3 separate regions of the Homo sapiens genome follow, and all the other regions are linked to region 2. The links are chromatin contacts, found by Hi-C or POLR2A ChIA-PET in ENCODE. All regions are on one chromosome and are shown on one strand. Each heading gives the region's core, a stretch centred on a gene start or an enhancer-like site at or near the end of the contact. The rest is flanking DNA. Distances are from core to core; before and after follow the strand shown.

Region 1 (4,940 bases), core at 245-2,744, 5.6 Mb after region 2:
TGGAGAAAATGATTTTCTTTCTGGGAATCCCCCTATAGCCTGAAGGCTTTGCCTCATTTCCCATAGCTCCTCTCCGGTGTACCCCTTCGGTTCGCACTTTCCTACCTTCTTCCCAGTCCACTGGCTTCTCCTTCTTTATCTTCCTCAGTGTCCCTTCTCACAACCTCCCTGCTACCACACCAGATTCTGAAGGGGAGGAGTTGTCTGGAAAGACCAGAGCTGGGTGCTGGGGATCTGGAGCAGCTCGGGACCCGCGCTGCAGGGAGCTGGGATGGGAGAGGTGAGGGAGAGGAGGATGGGACTCTGGGAGAAAGAGAGGGGGCTGGGCTGGCGCTGGGGATGGAAGAGGCGAGGTGAACGCACTCAAGCGGTTACCTGCAGACAGGGAGAGACAGTGGCAAATACCTGCCTTCAATTAAACGCATATCAATTTGTGTGTGGGGTCAGTACTGCACATCATCAAGCCTCTTGGGTATAAAACCTTCCTACTGGAACTCTCCAGCCCCGCCCCCACCACCCCACGCGCGGCTCCCTGCTTTCTCTTGCTTTGGGGTGAGGCTGGGGATGTGGGTGGCTCCAGAGTTCCCTGCCCGCAGTTTAGGGGCGAAGTGATCGGTGTGTGCGCGCTGGGCACTCTGCGGGTTAAAAAGGTTTAGCAGAAAGGGATGCAGATGGAGGCGGGAAGCCAGGCTAAGAAAGGGATACCGACCTCCCTCCTCGGGTCGGAGGTGTGAACTGGGAAGCACTGCGCAGACCTGAGCGAGGTGGCCTGAATCCAGGGGCCGGGCAAGGGGGTGGTGTGAATAGAAATAGCACATTTCCCAGGCTTTCAGCCCCGGTACTCTGCCATCCTTCCAGTTCCATGCACTCAGCCAGGTCTCCAGGCTGGAGCAAGGGCTGGGGGTCAATGGGTCCTTCCTTCTCTCGGGAAACGTTCTTCTGGCGCGAAGCTGGGCGGAGGGAGAGTCGGACATTTTCCTCTGCTTCTCTCAGGGCAGCTGGCGTGGCCACCTCGCAAGGCTGCTTCTAGGGACACGAGACTCGGGAGGGTCAGAGACTTTCAGGCCGGGCCTTCACTCCCTTCCCCGGGGCACTTGGGCAAGAGTTCCAGCTCTTGGCTACCTCTGGCCCGCGCGTGAGTTCAGACACCCAGCACACGCGACCCCCGCAGGGAAACCCCGGGAAGCTGCGCGCAATCGCTGGGGACTCGCCAGGGCTCCACTTCCCAAGCTCCGCGCCCCCTGCGCCCAAAGAGGCAGGGCGGAGCAGAGGCCGCCGGCGTGGAGGAGGCGAGCGCGGGGCTGGCCCGGGAGCCGCCCCCGGGGAGGGACTGAGACCTGCCCCAGGAGTCGAGGGCGAGCGGCGGACCCGGCTGGGCCCGGCGCACGCCGAGGAGAGGGAGCCCCCGCCACCGCCGCTGCCTCCGCGTGCTCAGCCTGTCCCCGCCCAGGGAGCCGGAGCCTCCAACTAACTCCGCCCGCCGCTCCGCCGCCCGCAGGCTCCGGCTTCCGTCCCGGACAGAGCCCGTGGTCGCGCAGGTTGGTGTTGTTGCCGCTGCTGCCGCCACTGCGAGGCGGTCAGGGCAAGGGTGAGGGTGGGGGCGCGGAAGGGGGCCTGGGCTCGGGATCCTGCTGCCACCAATTCCTGGTGCCCCAGGAGGTTGTTGCTTTTTCTCCCGGGCTGCCCGGGTCGGGGGTGGGGGGATGGGGCGGGGATCCAGCGATGCGGCCAGGGAGGATTTTGGGGACTGAGCTATTCTCGCATTTCCCAAACCTCTCTCACGACCCTTCATCACCATTATTAAGTCCCTGGCCAGTTTGTGAGGGGTCGTCCTCCCCTCCGGTCCTTCTCACCTCCGCACTTCTCCTTGTGCCCTCTCCCTAGGGGGTACAATTTGTTCATTCGCCTTTTCTGCCCCCAACTTGGAGAACTCTCCGTGACGCCTAGAAAGCCTCCTCGGTTCTCCGCCCGCCCTTCAGTCTAGTTTGGGGAAGTAGAGGCCGCCGCGGAGTAGCAACCTGGGGTGTGGAGTGGGGGCGAGTGCCGGGAAGCAGTGGAAATTCCTTCCCCTCTTTCTTTCCCGTCCTTGCCCAGCTTTGCTCTCTTCCTGCCGTTTTGCCAGCCTCCGAATGTAATACGCGGGCGAAGGGCGATCTCCAAGGCAGAATGGGAAGTATCCACCACTTGGGATACTAGTTAAGTCTAGGTTCAGTCACCTTCCCAGCTCTGTGGCCTTGGGACCCGCCCCATCGGAACCTGTATGTTGTCATCTGCAAAATATGCGTCAGCTCTGCCTGCCGCTGAGGGTAGTTGTGGGGCTCCCTTGGGATGACTTAGGGTATTACGTGATTTTGAGCACGGTCTCTTGTCTCGTGCAGCTGCCTGATGGCAGGTCCTGTGTTCTGATCGTCTGAGTTCAGGTCCTTTGGCTGAGATGTGATTATCTCTCTGGGTGATTTGGTCAGTAGCTTTGCGGGGCTAAAAGGCATGTGTTCCTGGAGCTGGTCATTGGGGTTCAGAGTTGAAATCGTGTCGTCCCCACCAATCCCTGTGTACAAAGCTATGGACCTTACATCCTGTGCCTTTGTGGTCATAGAAATTCAAGTAGAAGGAAGATCTTATTGGACTTTGTTTGCTTCAGATGTTTTACATTCTTTACAATCGCTTTTCTCTTCTAGGTGCAAACTTAAATTTACTGCTAATTCTAATAATCCAGGAAGGATACTTTCATTTTAGTAAAATCAGACATTTAGCTCAAATAACATGTGACATATTGTTTGTAAATTTTCAGTTTATAATCACAGGCACAAAAAAGCATAGTTCATGCCATTCTAGTTACTTTATAAAGCAAGTAAATGGCCTAAAAAATCAGCTTTACAGGAAGTCAGGGCTGCAGTGAACTGTGTTTATACCACTGCACTCCAGCCTCGGTGACAGAGCAAGACCCTGTCTCAAAAATAAATAATCAGCTTTAGAATTGATATTAAATGGTAAGCCCTGTCGTTCCTGCATTCCTGACTTAATAGGCATTTTCATTCCGCGATGCACTCTGCTATATGCTTTAAAGATATAAAGATATAGAGTATGTTCCTTGTCCTGAAGGGCCTTCCAAGGTAACTTAAAGACTATGTAGTTTTATTTCATATTTTTATATGAACAGTCTTCTAATGACTATACATGGCAAGTAGAATGAGGTCAAGAATGCATTATCAAAGGCCCTTTAAGATCATCATTTGGCCGGCTGCGGTGGCTCACGCCTGTAATCCCAGCACTTTGGGAGGCCGAGGCGGGCAAATCACAAGGTCAGAAGTTCCGTACCAGCCTGGCCGACATGGTGAAATCCCATCTCTACTAAAAATACAAAAAATTACTTGGGCATAGTGGCAGGCACCTGTAATCCCAGCTACTTGGGAGACTGAGGCAGGAGAATCGCTTGAACCTGGGAGGTGGAGGTTTCAGTGAGCTGAGATCACTCCACACACTCCAGCCCTGGTGACAGAGTGAGACTCTCTCAAAAAAAGATAAAACTAAATAAATAAATAGATAAAAAATCATTTGGTGAGTTTGCATAATTGGAAGAAATAACAAGTTTGTTAAGACATTGCTTTCTAAAATAAAATGCCATGTGCTCCTACTTCATCAAGGTGCACTTGGAAATAAAATGAATTCTGTGTTTTTAGAATGAAAGCTTAGGAAAACATTCTACACATGTATGATGTGCTAATCAAATGTTAAAAGCTATAGAAATTTTAATTCTAACTTCCTTCAACTGTATGTTGTGGTTCCCACATACAGTTTTTTTCTCAACTCCTTGAGGAAGGAAATTATAATGCCTAGAAAAAATATACAGAGATTTAATGTAAGATTTTTAATAAGCTGGACCTTAAGGCCTGGTGGGTCCTGAAGTGACTCTGGAAATTTGACTTTAAAAGTTACGAGACTTGGTGAGACTGAGTGTGGTGGCTCATGCCTGTAATCCCAACACTTTGAGAGGCTGAGGCGGGAGTATTGCTTGAGTTCAGGAGTTTGAAACCAGCAACATAGTGAGACCTTCTCTCTACAAAAAATATTAAAAGAAAAAAAAAGCCAGGTGTGGTGGTGCACGCCGGTAGTCCCAGCTACTCAAGAGGCTGAGGAGGGAGGATCTCTTGAAACTGGGAGGTTGAGGCTATAGTGAGCTGTGATCATGCCACCACACTCCAACTTGGGCCACAGAGAGAGGCCCTGTCTCAAAAAAAAAAAAAAAAAAGACTTAGAATTTTGTTTTTTTTTTTTTTTTTTTTTTTTTTTTTTTTTTTCTTGGGGCAAAGAATGAGCAAGAATTCCACCTGGAAAAGATTGACCAGGGATCTTGACTTTCTGTCTAGGTTGTATTTTGTGTGACTCAGTGACATCTCTGATTCTTTTCCTCCTCCTAGGAAGAATTTATCTATCTGCTATGTGCAGAATTTATTAGGCTTTACATACTGGGCTTTGAGGCTTTGATTGGACTCTCACATTAAGGCATGGCAGGCTGAGGGGCAGCCTGAGGGACATAATGTTAACTTTACACTTGGCTTTATTGTTCCATACCTTTGTTTTTCTATTTGTGAAATGAGATTAAAGATCCTTCTTACTGCCCTGGAAGCCGTGTCATCTGGTATAATAGCCATAAATGCTTCTTGTGTGTATAAGAACTTTCTTTACCATTTGAATGCGAAAGCTAATTATTAAAACCACATACAAATAGCTCAAAAGATGGGCTGTGAATAAAGCTGCTGTTGGTGTCATGTGCTCTCAGGTATCCTGGCAGAAATTTCAGTCATCATGTATCCCTACAATTTACTGTGTTGTGGAGAATAAGGCCTTCATTTTATCTGGGGTTGAATGTTTACCTCTCCAAAATGGGAATAATGAAATACTAACCTGAAAGGACTGTTGTCAGCATTAAATGAGCTAAT
Region 2 (4,297 bases), core at 1,798-4,297:
AAATTTTAAAAAATGGTATACATCTAAGTTTATTAGAAGTTAAGAAGTGATAAGTGCTTAAAAAGGTAGCTCAGGGCAGAATAAGAATACTTCTAGCTGAGGGATCAGTTCCAAGGAAGATGCAAAACTAGAGACTGACTTTTAAAAGATGTGGGCATACAGAGAAAACAGACAAGGGGATATTAGTGAAAGAAAAAGATTTGAAAATGGCACATATGCAAGAAAGTACTGACCACAGAGAATAGCTGAGTACAGTAGCAGCTCAGATGGGATAGCATATAGAATTCATGCAAACGCGGCTGGAAGATACTTCTAGGATAGAGAAGGCATTAAAATGTAGACCAAATACTTTTATATTTTATCCTGATGAGAGCAGGAAGCTCTTGAAGATGTTTAGGCGTGGGAGACACACGAACAGGGTTATTTTAAGGACATTAATGTACCAGGAATATGCAAATTGGCTTAGAGATGGCAAAATCTGAGGGGGTACTCCGGAGAACTAAGACAGAAGTCCAGCTCAGAGGAAAGAGCCACCAGAACAGGGTAAGTGGTAGTGGTACTGGAAGGAAGGAATAAAAATCTTTAGGAAGTATTATGGGAGAGCTTGGCAATTAGATGTGGAAGGGTAAAGGGAACGGAAAGCCACAATTGGAAGTGATGAGGAAAAGCAAGTTTTAAGATTTTATTATTTTTTTTTTTTATAGAGCTTGGGAAAAGAGAAAGGGGGTAGAAAAAAATTGAATTTGGTTTGAGCACTGAGAGTCAAATAAAAATGTTTAAAGGAAAACTGGAGGCCAGGTGCAGTGGCTCACACCTGTAATCCCAGCACTTTGGGAGGCCAAGGTGGGTGGATCACGAGGTCAAGAGATCGAGACCATTCTGGCCAACATGGTGAAACCCCATCTCTACTAAAAATACAAAAATTAGCTGGGCGTGGTGGTGTGCGCCTATAGTCCCAGCTACTTGGGAGGCTGAGGCAGGAGAATCGCTTGAACCCAGAAGGTGAAGGTTGCAGTGAGCTGAGATTGTGCCACTGCACTCCAGCCTGGCAACAGAATAAGACTCCGTCTCAAAAAAAAAAAAAAAAGAAAGAGAGAAAATTAAATAGGAAAGGGGCCTATATTTAGGAATGAAGTTATAATTAGAAGGAAAAATTGTCAATTATTTTATAGAAGTGAGAGTTGAAGATGTGAAGTGGATGCTATCACTGAGCAGGAGATAATGGAAGAAAAGGAATGTTTGGGAGCAGAATTCTGGGGCAAGTTCATATTGAAAGCTAAGGGCAGCTAGTCAAACAATGATTATTGATATAGGAGGAGCCAAAGAAGTAAAAGGGAAGAGAGGCCCAAGAAAGGGTACCAACACTGGTGAGATTCAACTGAGACCGGAATGTCATATTTAATGACTAAGTCATTTCTTGGTGAACTTTACAAATAATTTAAATATTGCAGCGCCAATGTTTTGGAAGATAAATCTGGCATCATTTTGATGTCTCACCAAAACCTTAACTTTTAAATTTAACTTATTTTCCATGCTTTGTCTCTGCCTCCCCCGTCCTCTAACACTCTTACTTTTGACCCCTACTTCTGTCAGAGACACTAAGGAATGAGTGTGCTGAGAAAGCAGGAAAGGAAGGTATCTTTCCGAAGTGATAGTAGGTTTTCATAGAGAAAGTCCAGCTGATTAGAAGAATCTACATGAGAGGCAAAGTAAACATTGTCTTCCAAATTTCACACTGATTTTGCATTTGATAGTTTAATACTTAAGCGCTATTTAAGATTAATTTTAAAAATCCAAAACTTGAAGCCTTAACATAATGCAAGAACCAGTGTGACTCACATCGCATATCCTATTACATAATTACACAATATAGGTAGTCCTTATCATGGGGTTCACTCCTTACCAAAAGATAACGGCTCCTAAATAAATGTACAAATGTCTTGATCTATATATTAATTTCTGTGCCATAAGACTGAGGCCATAAAATCAGATTTTGTTACTCCCCTGATTAAAAACATTTAGTGGTTACCCCCACATTCTTTACCAAACCTCCAAGGCTCTGTAGTACATAATTTCTCACCTTTTCCGCTACATCTCCAACCATTAGTGTGCATCTCACTTTGCTCCAGCCACATTACATTGGCCTTTCCTCTCTTCAAAGACTTTTCTGTCTCAAGGCCTTTGCACTTACTACTGCTGTTTCCTCTGCCTCCAACTCTTTCCAAGGACTTCACTGGGCTGTCTCTTTCTCACACAGCTCCTATTATTCCCCCATTCATTCTTTCATTTAGTGAATATTTATTGATTGTCTACCAAAGGCCAATAACTTGTGCCCCTCCTCTCCACCAGATACATATACTTTCTATGCCATTATCCTTTATCATTTTCATAGCATTTATCCATTATCCTATTTTTCGTTTACTTGATGATCTGTGTCTCTCTCTCCACTTGTCTGTTTGAACAAGTGAACCTCCTAATGTTGCTACTAAAAAACCGACAAATATGTGTTGACTGAATGAATCAGAAAGACTGCTATGCGACTGAGTCTGTTAGTAGGGAAGTCAATATTATCAAATCTCGGGGGGGGGGGGGGGCTTAAACCTTTCACAGCTGGTCGGAAGCTCAGGATCAGAGAAGTTTCCAGGCCACAGAGATGCAAGCGTTTCTCTTCAGCGCAAAGCGAATAGCAGCAGAAAAGAAAACAATTATTAGAAGACGGGACCTTTGCTCTATCTGGGGGAAGGTAAGCTCCCAAACAAAACCTTTTTAAAAATCCGACTTTCTGAATGCTCTCTTCTCCATTCCCAGCTTCTGCCACGTCCCGGGTCCCAGAGTGTGCCTGCTCAGATCCCAGAAAACTTGCAGGAACAGGAAGAGGTCACACAGTGTTAAGGGGAAGGGAGAACAGGAACGGCGGGTTTCTTACCGCGGTCAAGACCCTGAAGTCATCTCGGCTCATGTAACGCAACTTGGCCACATTCACTTTCCCCATGGCGGCCCCAGTCCGAACCCAGATGCCTCTCCGACGACAGCCGCAAAGCGTAAGGCAGGTCGTTATTCCAGCCTCTAAGCGCTTTACAGCGCCAGATGGCTCGCGCACGCGCTGCGTCTTAGTATAGGTCCTTGTTAATAGTTAGAAGTGCTGTTCTCATTGATATAGGAAAATAAAACTACTTGTATGTCTTATGAAACACATAGTATGTAACAAGTGAACGTTTTATTTTTGTGTAATTTTTGCGTTGTGACTGAGTTGGCGGAGTGTAGATATTCTCTACAATGTGCCTTTTTTTTTCCATATCTGTCAGGACTTGCTGCCTCAATGACACGTTCCGCCTCAGAGAGCAAAGTGGTTACTTAATGGGAGGAGCAAATTTTTCCCGCAAACAACTTCTACTCTAGGCAAAGTGACTTCCAACAAGACAGGGGTAAAAGAACCTGAGCTAGAGTCCAGACAACCAAATCTGTTAAAGGTAAAGTGGACTGTAATCACACAAGCACGCCCTCTACTCCTAATTGCGCCTGCTCCGGCAGCTCCGGAGGGCGTGGTTAATGGAACTCATGCGCTTGCTCAGTACTTCTCTTAGGTTGGTCTAGGAGGCTTCGAAGTGCGCCTGCGCTGGTTGGGGTGGGAGTTTAAGGTGACACGTGGAGAGCGCGGCGGACGTCCTTACCTCCAGAGGAAGTGGGGATTTTGATAGTTCGGGCTGACCTACGCGGGTAGGACTTCGAGGGCCCAGGAGCGATTTAAGGATTTTAGAATAGTTACCCATACTGGCTCTGCAACTCCTCGATATTCAAGCCTTTGTCTGCTTTTTACTTGAATGCAGCATGTCTTTGATTAACCATCTTCAACCAATGAACATCTCCATTTAAACGGAATTTTTCTTTCTGTACTTACATAAGAAGGCATAGAAATGAATTTTTTTTTTATTTTTGAGACAGAGCCCGGCTCTGTCACCCAGACTGAAGTACAGGGGCGCGATCTTGGCTCACTGCAACCTCTGCCCTCTAGGTTCAAGGGATTCTTCTCCCTCAGCCTCCTAAGTAGCTGGGATTATAGGCTCACACCACCACGCCCTGCTAATATTTTTATTTTTAGTAGAGATGGGGTTTCGCCCTGTTGACCAGACTGGTTTCAAACTCCTGGCCTCAGGTGATCCGCCCCCCTCAGTCTCCCAAAGTGCTGGGATTACAGGCATAAGCCACCGCGCCTGGGCGAAAAGTTTTTAAAAAAACCAAGTGACTAACTTTATTTGTACAAATTTATGGGGTACGTGAGAAATTTTGTTACAAGTAT
Region 3 (4,864 bases), core at 1,836-4,335, 8.5 Mb before region 2:
CCCCTGCTCAACACATTTAAAACTGCCGCTCAATTCCACATGGTGATTCTTGGTTGATTGCGTCTAAAATAGTTTAAATGGGTCTTCCCTTCTGGGGAGAGGGAGAAGGGCGCAAAAGACCAAGGAGTAAAAAAAAAGCCAACTTTTACCCCCCATGCCAGGCACTTGCTCCCTGAGCCTCGGAGTGGAGAGTGAAGTGGTGTGTGCGAGGCTTGGCAAGTTTTTGGGGGGGCTGTCCAAGGTCTAGTCCAGCCCCCTCTGCCGAGGAGGACGTGCTCTGAAACTCAACCAATTTCCCCACTGCTTTTGTTACTGATGAACTGAAGCCCTATTGTTCATCCATTGCCACGGTCTTTTTCAGTCCCCACACTACGTTCTGCGTTGCCAGAGATAATGAATTTGCACCCAAACCTCTCATAGTCCCCTCCTGACAGACGGAACAAATTAGAAATGTCTCGTCTGAAGGAAGGCAATGGCTACATTTTCCTATTGTAGGATGCAAAGCACACATTTCTTTGGAAACTTCTTTTGCTTTTTTCTTTTTTTTAAAATCCTTTTCTTCTCTTTTTCTTTTTTCCTCCAGTTTTTTTTTCTCTCTCTTGGTTTCTTAAGATTCTTCTTTTTTTTTTATTACAGAATCTCCCTGTCGTTTTTCCAATGCACTGTTTTATGTAACTTGTGAGTCTTCCTAACCTTCTTCCCCTTCTTTCCTCTCCTTTCTTAAGGACTCCCTTTGCAATTTTATTTACAAACTTGGAGAATGACCTTTTGACTCGCAGACTTTTTTTTTTTTAAAGGTCTTTTGGTTCAAGTCCCCCTTCTTCACTCCTCCCCGTTTGTGTCGTGGTTGTTAAATGTGTTTAGCTAAAGACAAGCAATGCATTCTAAAGAATTTTATTCTCTAAACTCTAGAGGTATTCTAAATGTACCAGGGACGCGCCATAGGGGTCATCTATTTGAGGAGGAAGAAAAAGCGGGTGTGTGTGTGTGTGTGTGTGTGTGTGTGTGTGCGCGCGCGCGCGCGCGTCTGCCTTCCACGGAAAGAGAGACGGAGAGATGTGGGAGGGTGGGGGTGGAAGTATGCAGACAGAGAAGGGTGGGGGCTTCGAGGGGAAGGTGGGCTTCCTGCAACACAAGCGGAGAGGCTGTCAGGGGTGTGGGCACGGGGGTGCGGGGAGGCGGTGCAGGAATCCGTCCCGCCGAGTGCCGTCGGCCCCTGTGGGCCTGTTTGCGCGCCTGGGGCTGGCCGCATTCTGGGCGCGGGTGTCTGCGTGCCGGGGTGGTAGTTCCGAGCCTGCGCGCGTGCGACCGGGTACGGGAGGGGGAAGAGTGCCGTAAAAATTCAGACGAGTGGCCCGTATGTAAATGCAGCCCGCGGGGAGCAGGGAGGCGGTAATGACAGCCGCTGGCGCTCAGCCCCGCCGGCGGCCCCTAGCTTTCCCGCCAAGTGCAGCCGGAGGACAGACAGCCATGCGTGTCCTTGGCGGGAGAGCCCCCACCCGCCGCGCGCGCCCGACCCCCGCGCACACGCACACACTCCCCTCGCAGGCGTGGGGCCCAATGGCCACGAACATGTCAGGAAAACAAAGCTGGGGCTGCGAGGTGGAACGATGAAACGGCACACTTGGCGGCCGAGGGCAGAGCGGAGAAGTCGCCACCACAGCCACCGGCGCCCCTTTCTTGCCTGCTCGTAGATCTGCCCTCCGGCCCAGAAGAGGCCGAGGACCATTTCTTAGCTGCCCCAGAGGAGGGGGCGAGCAGAGGAGGGGGCGGATGTGCACAGGGAGGTGCCAGCGGTCCGGTGCGCGGGCACGCACACGCCGGCGCGCAGGGCTGCCGCGGGCGGAAGGAGGGGAATGACAAGGCCTCGGCCGCGTCTCGGAGAGGCACTACCTCCGCGCTGAGGCCGCTGAGTTTCAAGTGCAAAACACCAGGCCAAATCCGGCAAGGCGGCGGCTACAGAATGGCTCACACTTCAAGCCTCCTTCCTCAAACAATCCGATGGGAAGGACCTGGCTGTTCAGGGGAAGCCTTTGCTGGCCTCTCTTTTTACATGGGGTGAAGTCGAACCCCAATCTAGGAGCCCTGGCCTAGATGGCTCCGCAGATGAGTCCCAGACGTGGCCATGGAAAGACTGATCTCTCTCTGCTCAGAGCGCCTGCCTCGGTGCTCACTAGCGCAAGCACCTCCCAACACACATACATACATACACACACACACACAACACAGCACTCCCATCACATTAAAACGCGCGCTCATGATCCTGCCGTTAATGAAGCCGAGGCGCATAATGAGTGCACAGGTAAATAGGTACCGAAACCAGAAGACTTCACCAGTCGGCTGGGCGATTTACCTCTCCCTACAGGGAGCACTTGTAGTTATCGTGTTTTAGGAGTGATTTGCTGTTGTCTGTGGTCTCTCGCTCCTCTTCTTGTGGAGAGAAGCCAAAAAATATATATGTTCCGTGGTCAGAGTCTTCTTTCTGATAAGCTACCCGAGCATTGGTCTAAAACATCTGTTTTATCTGTTGATTTTGGTTTGTTGTTTTGGGGAGTGTTGCTTTTCTGAGGGAAGCAAAAGAACGTGTGTGTGGTGGGGCTGGAAGCTCAGGGCAAGAGTCTGCGTGTGCGGCCGGAAGGCTGGCGAGTCTGAGAGCCGCGCGGTGCAGAAAGAAGGCGGCGGCTTGTCCTCCCCCGGGGCCGGCACTGGTCCCTTGGCACCCCGGCCTGGGCTCGGCTACTGCCGCCGCCGCCCGCGCTCTCGGGCTCCGCCGGCTGCCGCTCCGTGTTTTCCCCCATCCCGGCTTCACGTTCAAGGTTTAGCTGCGAGGTCACGTCCATTGACGTCAGCTCCCTGTCTCCCTCTACGTCCGGCTACATTTACATACATCAAGGAAATTAGGGCATTAAAAAAATATGCAAATCCTGCGCGAAGAGGAGCGGGTGCATTCCTGGCGCGATCGCCTTTTATTGAAGCTTTTAATTAAAGGGGCCAGTTGGCGAGCCCCTGAAACAACCGCCAAAACCCCCCAAAAGAGAAAAATAAACGCTGTAGCCTTCGAGAACGGTTGTTTCGGCTCCTGTTCTGTGGGCGGCTGAGGACCGCCGGCTGCCCGGCTCGGAGAAGAACAGGTTAGAGGAGGCAGCTCCAGCCCATGCATAATCAGGGCTCCGCGGCGCCTCCATTCTTTCCTCCTCCTCCTCCTCCTCCTCCTCCTCCTCCTCCTCCTCCTCCTCCTCCTCCTCCTCCTCCTCCTCTTCCACCTCTCCTCCTCCTCCTCCTTCTCCTCCACCTCCTCCTCCTCTTCTTGCTCTCGCTCCTGTTGGTTCCAGCGTGTATTATTTTTAATACTGATGCATATGTAAAGGTATATTTGCATTTTTTAATTTGCGAGAATTTCAGATTTTGTCATTTTATTGGTTCCCTTTCCCTCTTTTTTTTTTTGGAGGATTTTTATTGTTGTTATTTTATTATGTCTATGTGTCTCTCTTGTCCCTTTCTGTCTTTTTTGGCGAGTGTCTGCTGCTGTCTCTTGCTAGATAATATACACAGTTACCTCCCTGCTTCTGTTTATTTAAGGTTACAAATATGCACATCTGTCATGTATGCAATGCCAGCTGTATAACCTCCTGGTTTGGTCATAAAGGAAAATACACATTTTTTTTTCTTTCTTGACATACCTTGATGGGCTGTAGTGCCCATCGCTCAAGGCTCAAAGTTTGATTGTCTAATTAACTTCATATTAGCAGAAACACAGTTCGGGGCCAGTGCTTTCGAGATAATGTATGTATAAGTGAAGTGATTCCAAAGATTTCTAAATAATTTTTGTGCTGATTGCCTGAGAGGTGCGGCATTCCCCGCCCTATTGCTTTCTAGCATTTCTTATTGAAAAAAATATATATATTTTAAAATGGGTAGACACAGCAATGGACAGCCTTCTGCAAGGAAGACATTTTCAACCATGTTGTATGTTGTACCTTATTGGCTGCATTCAAAATTTACTGAGTTTCATTTTTATCTTAATATGGCTGGAAACAAGGCACATTATCTTGACTGAAAAGCATCCTTGATTCCTGACTTTGAAATGAAAGCAAATACACAAATAAAACAATTGGCTATATTAAACCAGTTGATGTGGCTTAAAATATACAGGCCTTGAGTTAGATTTCAAGCAATGGTAATCTTGTTTATAGGATCGGATTCTCTTTCTTGGCAATATAGCTATGCAGCACGATGGCTTTTTTCCACCTTTTAATTCCCCCAAGCTATCATTTAAAAAAGACTCAATCTATAATTGCAAACCCTGAAAGAACAGCAAGTATGCACACATGCAGCTTATTCAATTAAACAAGTCCAAGTACATGCACAGGTAATTAGTTTTCTTATGAATGACTTACCTGCACAGATACTCAGGCCAAGACTCAGCCCTCCCCAATGGCCTTCATGTATAAATATTCACATGTATTTCCCCCTATTTCAAACCTAAAGCGGTATGCCATCTTTCATGCTGGACTATCCAGCATCCATTTTCAGCACCCTTAACTCTTATGGAATTTCCAGCCTTACCTCTGGCTGTAGTTTTTCCAAGCCTACACCAAAGTGCTCATATGATATGTCACCCAATAAAAAGTGGTCAGATGGCTACACGTATGACATTAAAAAGCAGAAACACATTCATCCTTCAGGTTCGCCTTTACCTTGCCATATATAGCAAGATTACGTTTCCTAAAATACATTTTCAGCACATTTTATGAATAATTGCAGGATTCCACAACTGATTGCAGAATAGCCGGTTTCTGGGGGGCACCTGGCTGAGTGAAACAATTCGGCAGGCTCAAGGTCTCTTTGAGTTTGGCTGCAGTTA

What was found. Hi-C counts contacts between places; a loop is a spot of excess contacts on that map. ChIA-PET counts read pairs that join two places held with the same protein, here RNA polymerase II (POLR2A). Pooled maps may share reads with other maps.
Region 1: a map of naive thymus-derived CD4-positive, alpha-beta T cell shows a loop between it and region 2 (6-fold over the local background). The contact joins the promoter of PAM here to the promoter of RIOK2 in region 2. A Hi-C loop is called at or near these places in 1 of 168 maps with a recorded cell type or tissue (naive thymus-derived CD4-positive, alpha-beta T cell), 1 of 37 single-sample maps with no recorded cell type and 10 of 50 pooled maps. POLR2A ChIA-PET finds 5 or more read pairs at or near these places in 1 of 52 experiments (PC-9).
Region 3: a pooled map shows a loop between it and region 2 (3-fold over the local background). The contact joins the promoter of MEF2C-AS2 here to the promoter of RIOK2 in region 2. A Hi-C loop is called at or near these places in 1 of 50 pooled maps. POLR2A ChIA-PET finds 5 or more read pairs at or near these places in 2 of 52 experiments (OCI-LY7 and WTC11).

The regions. Positions count from the first base shown.
Region 1 is chr5:102,753,811-102,758,750 of GRCh38, forward strand. It overlaps PAM (peptidylglycine alpha-amidating monooxygenase), which reads left to right and starts at 1,495. Exons shown (of 26, transcript NM_001177306.2): 1 at 1,495-1,538. RefSeq lists enhancers at 524-1,049, 2,057-2,557, 2,129-2,218 and a silencer at 1,189-1,738.
Region 2 is chr5:97,180,200-97,184,496 of GRCh38, forward strand. It overlaps RIOK2 (RIO kinase 2), which reads right to left and starts at 3,048. Exons shown (of 10, transcript NM_018343.3): 1 at 2,927-3,048. The coding sequence starts at 2,992.
Region 3 is chr5:88,673,133-88,677,996 of GRCh38, forward strand. It overlaps MEF2C-AS2 (MEF2C antisense RNA 2), which reads left to right and starts at 3,086. Exons shown (of 4, transcript NR_146284.1): 1 at 3,086-3,131. All of the region lies in intron 1 of MIR9-2HG (MIR9-2 host gene), which reads right to left. RefSeq lists enhancers at 2,058-2,157, 2,595-3,160.